2 separate regions of the Homo sapiens genome follow, and region 2 is linked to region 1. A link is an interaction called in ENCODE POLR2A ChIA-PET data of the cell type or tissue named here. Cell type or tissue: PC-3. All regions are shown on one strand. Each heading gives the region's core, and the rest is flanking DNA. Links, peaks and the distances in the headings are about the cores only.

What was found. Peaks named below come from ENCODE experiments on the same cell type or tissue, not always from the same donor. Only the 100,000 strongest peaks of a DNase experiment are listed, where the experiment ranks them.
Region 2: POLR2A ChIA-PET joins it to region 1 with 8 read pairs; 1 of 35 experiments calls an interaction of 5 or more read pairs at or near these places.

What each region holds. Positions count from the first base shown.
Region 1 is chr18:27,786,297-27,793,813 of GRCh38, forward strand. It overlaps LOC105372042 (a long non-coding RNA gene), which reads left to right and starts at 110. Exons shown (of 4, transcript XR_935324.3): 1 at 110-494; 2 at 2,976-3,217. In PC-3, for the core only: no CTCF peak of the experiment used is centred there; a DNase peak (open chromatin) is centred at 3,285.
Region 2 is chr18:27,374,818-27,382,334 of GRCh38, forward strand. It overlaps LOC105372041 (a long non-coding RNA gene), which reads left to right and starts at 690. Exons shown (of 4, transcript NR_188026.1): 1 at 690-907. In PC-3, for the core only: no CTCF peak of the experiment used is centred there; a DNase peak (open chromatin) is centred at 3,724; H3K27ac peaks cover 2,119 bases.

The DNA.
Region 1 (7,517 bases), core at 1,389-5,388:
TAACGAGAGTAGCAGGTGCCAGTGCAGTCCAGCTGGGCTGGCGAGGAACCGGGACAAGTGGGGGATGGGGCAGAAGAGTCAGAGAGGAGAGACAGGAAGTGTGGCCATTGTTCTGAATGTACTACGCCGTTTCTGAAGCAATTGAAGTAGGTGCAGTGACTTCACATTTTAAGAAGCTGTGTGTGCAGAGGACGCACAGGCAGAGAGGAGCACGAGGCAGGAAGGCTGCATCCAACTGAAGTTAACTGGTCCTTTGTTGCTTCTCCAGTCTAAGCTCTGTGGAGGGACGTCAAGGCCAGAATGGGATCCAGAAGGGTGGAGGATGGGGTTGCCTTAGTAGCATGAAGGATTGGTGGGAGGCAAGAAGAGCCGAAAGTTACTTTTTAAATAATTTGGCTCATATTTGAATTTATCTGATTAGTAGAGCAATGTCTGGCATCCCTCCTGCTTGGAAGGCAGACTTCCCTTTTCCAGCCAAATTCAGTAAGTTTCAGGTAAGGAACAGCTGGAACACGTGGCCTAAACGATATCTTCTCTCCGCAGTAAGGAGTATGGGAGTTGGAGGGAAGGTGGGTTCGAATCTCAAATACAGCCCAGCCCCCTTCACTGGAGCAGAGCTGAAAGTGTTTTGAAACTCAAACCCTAATTAGTAATAAGGAAGACACTTTTGTCTGGGACACCCCCTCCCCATTGTGCAAAGATCTCTCTAGGACCTAATATGGTGGAAGGTGATAGGCAACTGTATGAAAATATGGGGATATGGAGTCCTGCCTAAATGTAATTCTTGAAGAAAAAGCGAATAATACAGAGGAACTAAACGTAGAGAATTTGAAGAGGGATGATAGCAGCGAGGTACAAAAGGTAAAGTGGCAAGACTTGCAACCAGGTAGATATCAAGCATGAAAAGAGGCAGAGAAAGCAGTTTCAGAGAAGGAATTAATGGGGAAATGGCGATTGCTTTAATAGAAACAGAGGGGAAGGGAGAAGATTCAGAGATAAGAGAAAAGAGGTGAGTGAGTCCGATTTTAAACATGCTAAAACAAAAGCATCTCCATGACATTCACCAGCACTTGGAAACAGAGGCTGGAGCTCCAGAGGGAGTTTGGCTTCTTGTCTCCACCCATCCCTTCAGGCAGAGGTGAAGATGGCTTCTCGTCTCCACCCACCCCTACAGCAGCAGAGGTGGAAGTTTTCCATGTTCCCGTGCCAGAAAGAGGAACTAAGCCCCAGCTTTAACACACACAGTGGCTACAAGAAACAAACAACACATCTATTTTTCACATTGACTGATCTACCCCAATGGGTTGGCAATGTCTCTGTGTGTTAGAGAGCAAAGACCCAGCATAAGTAAATGCTGAACTAAGAGCTAAGGACTGCAACTGTAGATGCTGTGAAGTTTGTTACATGCAATAATGAAAATGTCAGATGCCACATGGATGAGGAACTTGGTACATAAGAAACACATGTTATTTAACAATCTGCCACTGAGTGAACAAAAAGCAGCTGAAATCAAGCTAGAGGCAGCCAAGAACACACCACTGAAGTCATTACAGAGCAATACTAGGATTGCCACGGGAGCAACAGTGCTGTGATTCTTCCTCTGACAGAAGTCCAGATCAAAGGAGATGGACAAAGCATGCAGAAAAACTGCTAATAAAGGAAAAAAAAAGAAAAAAAGTACTCACTTAAAGCTAGTGAATACAGTACATAGGATGGCAAGACAAAGAAAAAGAAGGGACATCACTCCCCTCGAAGATGTGCTTATCTCTGGGCTTACCTTTGTGATCCTCTTACTTGGTTGGCTATGTCCTTTACATCTTCCACTGACAGGGACAATAACGTCCCAAAACAGTTTCCCAAGTGCCCTCAAGAGCATGAAAAGGCTCCTCTTAGAGAGGGGTGCACCTACTCCATGAGGGACAGAGTTGAGCACGCCAGACTTTAACAGGTGCAGAGGCCAGAGGTCGGAAATCACATGCCTATAACAAAGGAAATGTAGCTTCGAGCAATTATACAAATTAAAACCAGGCAAAGCACATGTGGGCACAGTAGAAAAGAATATGGGCTAATTCAGCAGAAAACGTTTCACAGCAAATGTTACATTGTGGTGATAAATTTAAATATTATGACAGTTTAGCCTTAGTTTTCTTATCTGCAAAATGGGAATAAGACCACCTCTCTTATAGGGCTGTTGTGAGAACTGCAGGGGAAATAAAATTTTGATCAGAAGACCAACTGAGTAAATTGACTCTAATCTTAAAAGAAAACTATGATATGTGAACAGTTGTAAGCTTTTATTTATTCATTTATTTATTTTGGAAATGGAATTTTACTCTTGTTGCCCAGGCAGGAGTGCAATGGTGTGATCTCTGCTCATTGCAACCTCCACCTCCTGGGTTGAAGCAATTCTCCTGCCTCAGCCTCCTGAGTAGCTGGGATTACAGGCATGTGTCACCATGCCTGGCTAATTTTTTTTTGGATTATTACTAGAGACAGGGTTTCACCATGTTGGCCAGGCTGGTCTTGAACTCCTGACCTCATGTGATCCACTCACCTTGGCCTCCCAAAGTGCTGGAATTACAGGCGTGAGCCGCTGGGCCCACTCAATTGTAAGCTTTTTAAGCTCACATTTCATGAGAAGTGATATAGGAGAACAGTTAGGAATGTCTGTGTTAGCATCCTGAGAATGCAACTAGCTATATAATCTGAGCAAGTTAATAGCTCTGTGCCCCATTGTTTTCATATAAAAAATGGATCTAATAGAAATATGTTGGTCTTAGGTCTATTTAGGATTAAATTAGGGAATATGAGTAACATTCTTACAGTGGTAACAGGCATATGCATAGCACATGTTTATTAAATGTTAATTATTATTAATCGGAGAAGTAGCTCTAGGAAGTTTCCTAAAACTTCCTTACCTGAGCTACTAACTCTACATAAAAAAATGCTTTATTATTTTTGTGTTTTTATTCTAGGAATTGTCTGGAATTTTTGTGGAATCATGAGAAAATTTGAACACAAATATCTCCCGTGGACTAACTGAGCAAGAACTCATTTATCACCAAGGGGATGGTGCCAAGCCATTCATGAGGGATCTGCGCCTGTGATCCGAACACCTTCCACTAGGCTCCACTTCCAACACTGGGAATCACATTTCAACATGAGAGTTGGAGTTGACAAATGTCCAAACCATGTCTCCATCCAACCATCTATACAGGTCTTTTTCTTTTTTTAATCTATGATTCAATGTGATAGTGGGGGTGGATGTGGCTTTTGGTGTGCCTGCTCCTGGTAGGTACTATGCAAATACTAGGACATGACCAGGCTAGTATTCAGACAACATGAAGACAAACCAGTTCTTCAGGTGTTAAAATAATTTCACTAGTTATAGTGGCTACCTTAAGCTCCCCAGTGACTCTTCCCCAAACTTCCAGGGATGTTTGTCATCCAGTAGTAGAAAGGTTTATACCTAGTTCAAGGAAATTTTTTCAAAATAGGGTATCATCACAGCTCTTATACAGATATAAACAAATGTCAACAATTTATTTAACTTATTAAATGATGAGATAACTGGAAAAGCTGTCACAAAAACCTCAGTGAGAACCTGAAGACCAGACAAATGTATAAGCCCATCAGGAGGGAATGTTGAAACAAACTTGGCTAAGCAATGCAAAACTGGCTTCCTCCACAGCAGAGAGGGAAGTTAATTGAATTTCTACAGCACAACAATTCTTTGCATGTCTACAGACAAGAATTATTTGCCTTATATCAGTGTTGTACAATTTGCTTCTATAGAGTTAACTATATCTAGTTATCTCTATACAATTATAAAATAACTCAGACAATTAAAAGCACAAACCCTGTAGAATCAGCTAATCCTGAACTGAACGGTGTGCTTCAAACAAGGCACAGTTTTCCACGGATGACACCTGGCAATCTTTTGGCCCAATTAAAAATCTTTCAAATTTTTTGTTACTATCTCCCCAACCTTGATCAAGAATAATGATAAGGAAAATTTCTCGTAAGGCCAGTCTCATTACAATTGGCCTGATCGTTTGCACAGCTGCAGTGAGAGGACTTCTACAGTTTGCTTTGGAAATCTAGAGCTCTGCGGTATTGAATAATCACAAAATTAACCTCTGTTGGGAAGTTTTCGTAAAGAATTTCAGTTTGGGCTTTTCAAAGTGCCTGTTATTTGTTATGCCAAAGCTAGGAAACTAAGCCCAAAAAACTCTCTTGACCTAATTTTACCTGCAGTTCCTACAAATGTGGGCGAATTCCTCTCTTCTCAATGTCCCTGGTCTAGCAGAAGGTAGCTTTTCTCAGTATGTGTCAGGCAGGGCCTCTGTAAGCCAGGTTCCAGGCCAGTCTTTCTGAGAGGCCTTTATGGGCATTGGTTCCATAAGAAAGTCATAAGTAAAATATTCAATTTTATTCTCTTAACAGTGGCTGTCACACCTGATTAATGAGAATTATTCTCAAATATGACATTCCAGGCAAGAACTTAGTTGCATACCTGATTTTTCTAATTATATCATGGTATAAAGGTGGACAGATTCTTATTGAGCCTGTTGAAATAACTATTTTTCCATGAACAATAAGGAGATTGAGTAAGAATTTCTGATTTGGGGTTACGGGAGGCAGGGGAGGAAGGGAGAGGGAAACGGGTTAGTGACAATTAGATATCATTTAAAAATGCTTCATTTTCGTTTCCAATAGCAGCATCTACTAAACTGTTATTGGTTACAGATAGGTTAAGAATAAAAAAGGAGGACTTGCTTGCAGATAAAGAAGAGAGTACATTAAAAGAACACCAACAGTATCCTAAATAAAGATCTATAATAAAAATTTCCTCATCAGTTCATTCGGTCCTATGTAATTAAATTATGTTCCACCAGATCTTGGATTCAAGAAGCCTTATGCCTCTTGGCTAAAAAGAGTTTGAAAATCCTGACTCGGCCCATTGGTAAGCAATGCCATCTTTACACAAGAATTTATTCTTAGATAATTCTTATTGATCTTTGGCAACACAAATGTTGATACAATTCTGCTTATTCAGGTGAGAATCAGAGTAAAGTAAGTAAAGTAAAAGTTATCTGCACTTGACAGAAATGTGAAATAGGTATGGTTATTTATTACTGATAATTTTCAAATATGAAAGATCTTATATTAGTTCAGAACAAAGCAACTGAAATTTGGTTTCTTCTGTGGGATACAAAACAAAATCATATTACCATTCCAAAAAAAGTTTAGACAAAATATCTCTAAGGATAATATTGAGTTTAGACAAAATATTTCTAAGGATAATATTAAGTCCATATACAAATGTTATATCTAATTTATAAATGCATGAATATAATTTTTATAGAGAAAAAACCTGAGATATAATATACAATATTTCCGAGATGTTGCATACATAATATATCAAGACTATACCAGGAATATCAAGTAAAGAAATTCAGTAACTCTGGAGTAGTGACTAGACATGTGTATTTTTATAAAACTCTATGGGTAAGTCTGATGTGCCTCTCTAATTTAGAATCACCGGCCAGACGATGCTAGATTCAAATTATAAAAGTAGGTTTGTTCCAAGTAGGCATTTTAAAAAATAGCTGAAATTGACTGCTAACACTATACTATTTTTGCAGAATATTATCAGGCAAACTACCACCAGAATTCTGATCAATAGGAACATATTTTAGATAATGTGGGCATTGATAGACCTCTAAGAATTTCCCATGAAAACAACACACAATTTCTGAAATATTTATATTAATACGTCTTATGTATTGAAATTTAACCTTGGGAAATCTGAGCATCTCTTCTGCTGTGCCAATTCGTTAAACAAACCTAATTATTTCTAGCATCATTTAATAGAAACTAATCATTAATTTTCCAGAGATCTTCTGGGAAATCTCAAGGATAGTTTTAGGTATAAAAGATACTCTGAAAGTTTTATTTTTTCTTTTCTTAGAATTTGATTTTTTGAAGGCAAAAATCAAAAAGGATGTCAGAGGAAATTTAGACATGTGATTAAGATAGAACCTCCTGTGGGTGCCTGAGAGACAATACATGATTGTTCATTTAATCAAAGAGACAACAAAGCATTTAAAAGTAAACATAAAGGTAACACAACTAAAAAGAACCTTAGCCTTTCATGAAAGAGGAAGATTTGTTCTTCGTTAGATTTTTTTCCCCTAAAGAATCTCAGTAGAAAATCTCTACGTCCCTTTAAGATAGTTTTTATAAAGAAAAAAGTTATAATCATGACTCTCATACAGACATAAAATGAACGGGTGTCAAAGATTTTATTTAACTCATTAATCAATGAATAAAGGAACTGGAAAAGTTGTTACAACCAGTTCAAAGGAGAATTCAAAGGCCAGAAAAATATAGGCCCTTCAGACATGTTGAAATTAATTTACTTAGTAGGTGTAACACTGGCTTCTTCCACAGTAGGTGTGGACGGGGGTGTTGGGGGGAGCTGGGTATTGGCAGGGCAGAATCAGTTGAACATCTACTAGACGATATTTTTCACATGCCTATAGACAATAATTAATTACATTACTATCAGTTTTCTGCAAGCTAATTTCTCTGTCTACAGAGCTATAGGATAGCTCAAGATAATGAAAGGTCTAAACTCCATAAAATCAAATAGTCTAGGAGAAAGTGCTCAATGTCATGTGCTGTTTTTCTATTGAAGACACCTACTAAATTTGGGTTCATTTAGAAGTCTTCCACATTGTCTTCTTATACCCTGACACAGCAGGGAGCCTTCGTAACCCCACTCTATCAGTTTTCCAGGCTTGTTAATATTTACCACTGCTTGTTAAATATGTTTACTATCCCTCCGGCACACAATAGAGAAAAAGACAGTTTCTGTCCTTCATGGGCTCTTAGTACAATGGGAAAGACAGACCAGTAAACAGAGCACAGATAAGCACAAGGTACTTGTAGAGGGAGGCACTAAATCTAACTTTAAAAGTCAGGACAGGCTTTCTGGAGCAACAGTAGCAATTAGCAAAGAGATTGAGATGGGTGGATAGGAAGGGAACAAGAAAAAAGGGGCCCCAGACAGAAGAAATGGTGTGAGCCATAACCTGGAGGCAAACTAAACCACGGTGAATTTAAGGAACTGCGAGTAGTTCACTTAGGCTTTTGGGGAGAAAAATATACTTTTCACCATCCTTAACTTGGCTCAGGAATACACCCCTCAGTAGCAGCGATATCCTCACTGCCTTGAAGGATTTTAAGAAAAATGCATAGTGAACATATGACAGGCAAAATGTGGGAGCAGGGTATTGTAAATAATTCTCAGCCAATTCTAAAAATGGCTTGCAGCCATTCTAAATATTGCCTAGGAATTATTTATAATGCCTGATATAACATTCTGTGATAACATCAGCACACACAATTGAGAATTTGTTAAAATTTAATCCCAATTGAAAAGCTAGGCAGACGGGGTCAACACGAGAACAGGGAAAGGATTTTCATCAGTAGCATCTTATTCAAGTAAA
Region 2 (7,517 bases), core at 1,636-5,635, 410 kb before region 1:
GATGGGTTATTTTGTTAGACCTTTCCTTTGTGGTGTTTGGCTCTTTTTCTAGATTTATCAGAAGAGCATTTTCTTTAGCCAAGTGTTTGCAGGTCAATAACTACATAGCCTTATTGATCACATTCTGTTTTTCTCTCTATATATGATGAAAAACTCTTCATGGACTGTGTTTTCTTTGGTACGTTTTGCACAAAATGTCAATCTTTCTGCAATTCATGTATATAGAGAGTATATGTATTTTTTTCCCTTTTAAAATCTTTTCATAAGGTGTCAATTCTTCTGTGATCCACATAGACAAAGTAATACTCGATGGGTAATGGAAAACTAAGAAAGTGCAATCATAACACAGCTTAAAAAATGGGCACATAACATGGCATTCTTGGGCTATGCTGTTTACAGAAAAGTCAAAGATCCATATTGTAATCAAGTGTTTGACTTGAACCCATAGCCATAGAGATTGGAACTATATATAGTTCTATCAACCTCCATTCCAGTGACCATGGTAACATTTTGGGCTGAGAAAATGCCTTTGTTAAAGGTAGCCCCAAAAGAGCCAGCAGTTAGGTTGAAGTGTTCATTGTAGTGAGCCTGTGGCATGAAGGTCCTCCCCAGTAAACATCAGCCTGCAAACAGAATCACTAGTGCTTAGCAACAGTGTCATAGTGCCACTGGAATGGTGGTAGAAGGATCTCTTCACCCCTAGACTACCACGGCAGATTGGAACCCAGGAATCCGCAGAGAAAACATAAGATTTCTATCTAGAAAAAGGGAGCAAAAGAGAAAGGAAGGGAGTGGATAGGGCAGGACTGTGTACTTCAGGGGCCTGCAGTCTCTGCACCAGGACACCAGGAGACCTGACTCAGAGAAGAGACTAGAAACCAACAGAAAGAAACTAAACAGCTGTCTGGTAAGCCAGTGATTAGTAAGAAAGACATCTTCAAAATAAGTTGAGCATTATTTGTTAGTTATCCCTGAAATATAGCCTGGTCAGATACTAAGCTGCAGGGACATACATATCTCTTGGGAATTACCAAAAGGGAGAGAAGCATAGCCAATATCCATTCTTCCACCTTCTCCAGCAATAACTGGGTTTATCACGTCCTGTTCAGCACTGAGACTCTTTCTCTGCAGACACACCAGAAACACTGTGATCCTAGACTCCTGCTGGGGAATCCAAGGCAACTTCTAAAGAAACATCTGATTTACAACTCTTCAGCATGGGATGGCTATACAAATAAGGAGGTCTTCTAGCTGCTCTAGCCTGAGGGAATTGGATTTGGGAAAGAGAAATGACCAGTCAAGGCTTGGCAAGTCCTCTAGACCTGCGCAGGATCAGAGAGTGGATCTTTGGTGGCCTGAGAACATTTGCACCCACTTTAAAGTTGCTTGTGTTATATGCAGGCTAAATCAATACATGAAGAGTAGTACTGAGTTTAAGAAACAAAAGAATAGGCCCATGGGTATAGCTCAGGAAGAAACTTCCTTACCTGAAAGCCTGAATGGGTGAAAGAAAAATGAATGAAGCAGGAACAGAAAGGTGGAATTTGAGGCTTTGTGGCAACAGCTCACAGATATGATTTTGACAGACTCTCAGTTTTCAAACATAAGACTAAAAGAGGGAATAAAAGGCATGAGAGAGATGAAAGGGAAATGAACCAGAGTGCATGCACAGCCTTCTCTCGTTACCTCTACCAAATGAACCAGGAGAGGGGATAATGGAGGGCCTCCATTTAACCATCATGGGCAATGTTAACTTGGGCAGTCAGTGTTTACTGTAAAATATGTAACCAGTAACTGAAGTTGACGTTGACCTTGGCAGAGTTACTTAACTACCCTTTGTCAGTGAGACTCCTCCTTGAAGAAACCTCGCTTTTCCATCCAAAAAACTGCGCTCCTTTGATCCCCCAAATCCTCAGAATTTTGCGAAAAGATATTTTTGCATCTCAAAGGGCTATCTTTAATTAAACACATCAAACATATAAATATTCTAAAAAGGAAGTTACGGTATGGAACAAATTTTGGCAAATAGCTTTGTCACCACCTACTATACTGGTTCTTGACATTAATTCCACATATGTATTATATGCATACATATATGTGTGCATTCTCATTATAGAAAAAATTCTCAATTGTCTGTATATATTTTTAAATGTTAATTTTATAAAGAATTGAAAAGTCACAGCTCAAAGGGCAGGAATTACTTCAAAACAGTCTTTTTAATATGTGGAAAGAATTAGTCATATAAAAGAGTTCATCTCTACTATTATTATGTTGACTTTTTGTAAAAACATGATACTCTTGTAAGTTAGCTATGGAAACTATAACCTGAAGCAAAGTATTTCCTTAAAAGGATCAATTACAGGAAAGAGATCTTCCCATAAATTGTTAATTGACATTTTCTGTCAAATCACCTTTGCAAATGACCCCCAGGAGTATTAAATGTTGTGAAAACATCCTCACATTCAGAATCTGCCAACCTGCAGGTAGGGAGCTTCTTAGGAAAGTGGATAGAAACTAGTTACCAGGAGGTGGAAATACTTAGGTAGACACCCTTGCTGCAGGCTGACCAGGAGCCAGCATTCCACAAAATCAAACTCCAGCTTGAATTCATTGTTTTCAGCTAAGTTGCTGCCTTCAGGTTTTTGTGGTTTAACCCAAGGATTTTCTGAATCAGCCAGCCCCCGGACTGAGTACTTGCTGTGTATGGTGTACTCTTCTAGGTCTTTGGGAAATGAAGTAATATTTCCAACAGCTATAAAAAAATAAACAGGGTCAAGCAGGTACTAGTTAAGAAAGAGAATTTTATTTTTTTTTTCCTTAGGTCTTAAGGAATGTAGAAATTGAGGTTTTTCGTTTGTCATAGTGAAGAAAGATGACTTTTATAATATAGAAGCAGGTTAAGAACTAAGCAGAATGTATCTTAAAGTATTCCCCAAATGAAAATGATTTGTATCTAGTTATACATTCATCTCTGGGTCTCTCCATTTTCTTATCAATAGGCTTTAAATAAAAGTCTTATTTAAATATGTAGCCTCTTTTCAATTTTGCTACAAAAAGATATACTGGATGATAAAGAAGAAATGTCCCCACAGGCCAGGAAAGTGTTAATGGCAGGAAAAATGAGGGGTCCTCAAGGGAAAGGTGTAGTCAGAGGATTAGAGCTGGGGATAGAAGAGTCTATTTCCTCCTTCAGATGGAAAGTCTTTTTCCATGGCCAGCTTTCAAGGTTAGGGTTTGATTTTATTGGTTGTGGCAGTGTTTTCTTTTTTATGTTGATTTTATATAGTGTGAAGAACTGTGCTAGGTTCTTGGAACATAAAACAGATAAGACCTAGGCATTGCCCTAAGGGTGGTCAAGTTATCTTGATTAATTTGACTTTTTTTTATCAAGGAAATTTTGATTTGCAGGGCATTTGTCGCGTCATTGCGTCGAAATATAAAATGACTATTTTAAAATAGCAATAATATTCTTAATCACACCTTACCTAATTTCTACCCCTCTTCCCAATTCTTCTCCTCCTACTCACTGGGCAGTAATGGAGTGGAGCCAAAAGTAGGAAAAGAAGCGCTCATTTTTTAATTTTAAAAGCTTGAAATATAATGGCTAATTGTTGAGGCCATGTAAAACTAGCTGTTTCATTGTAACCACATCTAAATGGCTGCATGAAATTGTTTACAGGGAACTTCCTTGGCCTCCTGACTCACAGGTTTCAGTAGAAACACGAAGCTGTCAGCCAGGTCATCTGGGTTTTCCAGGAGAAATGATTCAGAGCTATGGTTTCCAGCGGGGGAGGTGCAGTACCATTGACTGTTTTTGCAAATACTTAATGTTGAAAAAGTTAATGATTGCATCTGCCTTAAACCTAGAGCAACCTTGGAGAAGAAAGGTTTCACCCACAATTTCTCTTGCTTGATTTGATCAGAATCTCAAATGAGACCAACAACTGATTTGTTGACTTGGTTGATAGTTCCTAAGGGTTACTTTTGGCCAAATAGCTCTGTGCACTTCTGATTTAGAAGCTAAACTAGATTTGATCCTCTTTTAAACTGTCACACCAAGGCATGCAGTTTGACTTGTGTGTTCATGCTTGACCACACACTGAATTGTAATCAACTACTCAGACAGTTCCTTTCAATGTAGTGAGATGTGATATCCCAAACTACTCATCTTCCCAGTGTAGAATTCTCCAAAGTATGTGCTACAGAACATTAGTGACCTGAGCTTTTAGAAGCTATTCTATGAAAGACAAGATTTTTTTGGTTAAATGAGTATGGAAAACCTTGGTCTAAACAATGTGAAATGGATTTATTTACTCCAGGATTTCTCAAAACTTCAAATAGCGAAGTGAGGGAAGTGAATTAGCTCTGAGTCCTAGCTCTACCTCTTTGTAATTTTTACCTTGAGCAAGTTATTTAATCTTTCCAAGGCTTAATATACTTATCTGTAAAATGAGGATACAAATATCTATGTCACAGAATTGGTCAGCGGATTAAATAAAATAAAATACCAAAAGTGATAATTTTTGCCATTTGTTTTCAGGTGTATTTTGTATCACTGTGTTTCTACATCATCATACAATTTAGGTTATGTTTTGGCATACCAAAGTGTAGATTCAGCTTTATTTTTAAAAATTTTATATTTTTTTATTTACTTTTAGAGAAAGGGTCTTGCTCTGTCACCCAGGTTGGCGTGCACTGGCATGATCATAGTTCATGATAACCTCGAACTCTTGAGCTCAAGTGATCCTCTCACCTCAGCCTCCTAAATATCTGGGTCTACAGGCAGGGTCTACAGGCATGTGTCCTCTCACCTCCAGCTATTCAGGAGGCTGGGGTGAGAGGATCACTTGAGCTCAGGAGTTCGAGGTTATAGTGAACTATGATCACGCCAGTGCACGCCAGCCTGGGTGGCAGAGAAAGACCCTTTCTCTAAAAGTAAGTAAGAATAAATAAAATTTTTTAAAAATTCTATTTAAAATCCAGTTCTAATTTTAATTTGCAAACAAAGCAGAGGTATTGCTGAGCATTTAAAATTCTACTTAATCACTCTTCTATTAGATGCCCCATTGGAAATCACACAGCAAATCTCTGGGAATTATCTGACCATTTAATGTCCATTTTTATGTGACCTTAGTATTATCCTATACTAGTCATTGATTTTTCTGTTGGAATTCTATAGACCTTTAAATGGCCTTCCACTAATGATGACAATGTGTTTTAAAATATTGGAAAGGTAAAGCAGTGCTTCCTACATATCATGCGTGCTCTCGCTGAGAAGCTGAATCTCATCAGAGGCCCTGATCTTTGTCTCATATTACACTGAGTTGAGTTGCCCAGATTACTATTCAAGAGCCATCAGGATGTCTGAACTCTGGGTTTCCAGCCATTTACCTTATTTATTGTCACATTATCCATCTTCATCAGGGTACAATAAACATCTCTGCAGTGGGCACTATCTTGAAAATAGTTCAAGTATTGGGTTCAGCCCAAGAAGAACTTGAGTAAATCATACCTTTTCTGCTCTTTAGAATCTTTCCAGCCTATTTCATAAGAGATCCCATTTCAGAGACAGAGAGGACTTTAGATATCCTTCAAATACTACTTTGTAAGCATGCCCTTTGGTAAGAAGAGAGAATTGTGACTACACATAAGAAACCTAGTGATACACTACTGTTCATCTCATAGCGTTCTCTCTCCCCCATGACTGCAAACAATAGGCATTACATTTTCAGTTATTATATGAAGATTCTGAAGAATGGTAGCATGTAAGTCCAATTCATTTTTCGTACATGACTGTATTAGATATGAAACCTAGGTAAGAGCTAAATAAACAGCGTTTGTTGTTTCCTATTTGGCATATATAATATCAAAGATGGGGTGTCTCATCCACCTGTGGGACAAGCAGGTTATAGTCAAGATTTTCAGGGAGGCTGTGGGCTCTGTGTGGCAGGATGATGGTCCCTTCTAAGTACCCAGTTCATGTCAGTCATAGTGTATTGAGGACACCACAAGTGCCTTCTATATGCCAAGCTCTAAAGAGTAGCACAAAGGACCTCTGTCCTCAAAAGTTTATTTTTAATACCAGGACATTCGAATGATGAAAGGCAAAAATAAGGCAACAGATAAACGCATGGTGCATCTGCAAACGCTGCAGGAGGTCAGAGGAGAAGAGATCCCAGTGGGCTGTAGACAAGCAAAATGACTTTCTCGGAAGAAAAAAGTCACTGGAAGCTTTGAACCAGAGTAAGATTGGATTGGCCAAAAAGAGAAGGAAAGGATTCCTGGAAGTAGGAAAGGAGTGGCAAAGAGCAGAGTGTGAAGAACCCAGTAAAACAATTGCTGTGAGTGAAGTGAATTAAGAAAATAGCAAACACTTTGGACAAGTAGCTTAGAGCAAGTTGAAGAAAAATTCTGAATCTATAATTTGGCTTTGATGGGTAGATTATGGGTGATATTCTAGGTTCTAGAAATGACTGTAGGAAAACAGAGCCTCAGGAAAATGGATTGGGTAGTTTTGTGCAGGAAAAGTTGGAAATGAAGAGTAAGGAGAGAGGTCACTGGGATGACCTAAGGGTGAGGTTACTGAAGACTTGGATGAGGGTCAAATGAGGTGGGTGGAGACGAGATAAACAGAGATACATTAAAAAGAATATCTTGCAATGCATGGATGATATCCTGAAATGCTTAGAAAGTGTAGTTAGTCAATGATGTGAAGAAAGTGTTATGTTTGAAATGTATGTGAAATGCTGTAAAAGTTATGGAGTTTAGAATTGTACTTGAGTTTGAATCCAAGCTTGCTTCTTAACAACCAACAGTGATCTCAGGAAAATTATTAAATTATTTATACTTAAATTTTCCCAAATCTAAAAGGAGAACAAAGTTGTTTATGTGAGGATTAAACAAACTAACACATAAAATGCCCAACACTAGTAGGCATTCAAAAAACATTAGGCCTTGTTTCTCTTAGGTAATCCTAAATCATGCCACAGGGAGCTAGAAACAAGAAACTGGAAATCAGGTTGAAGTTCAGTGGCTAGAAGTGAAGTTAACCACCATCTAAAAAGAGGCGGCAGTTTGAATCAGAAGTAAGGTCCACAACTGTGTTGAGGAAATAACTAAATAAGGAAAAGAAGAAAAGGTGCATAAGATTTAGAGAAAACTTAAGATGAGAAAAAAAAGAGAAGCACTACATAAAAAGATGAGCAGTACATAAGTGGTGTCTTTAGTATGTAATCACTCGGTAAAAACTAGCTGTTACTATTGTTGTTGTTATTATTGTTAGAGATGATCAAAGGTGTAAGAATGAACCCTGGCAAGAACAATGTCATGATCATAAACCAGTAAACTAAGAGGTGATCCTCTGTGTCCTAAGGTGCCAAGAGATTAGGATAGGATTGCAAAGCCATTTCATTCAAATGAAAGTAGTTGGTGACCAAAGTATTTGACCTTTGTAATTCTCATCTCTAGTGGAAACTCCATCTTAATTTAGGAACAAGACTATGTGATGCTCACATAAC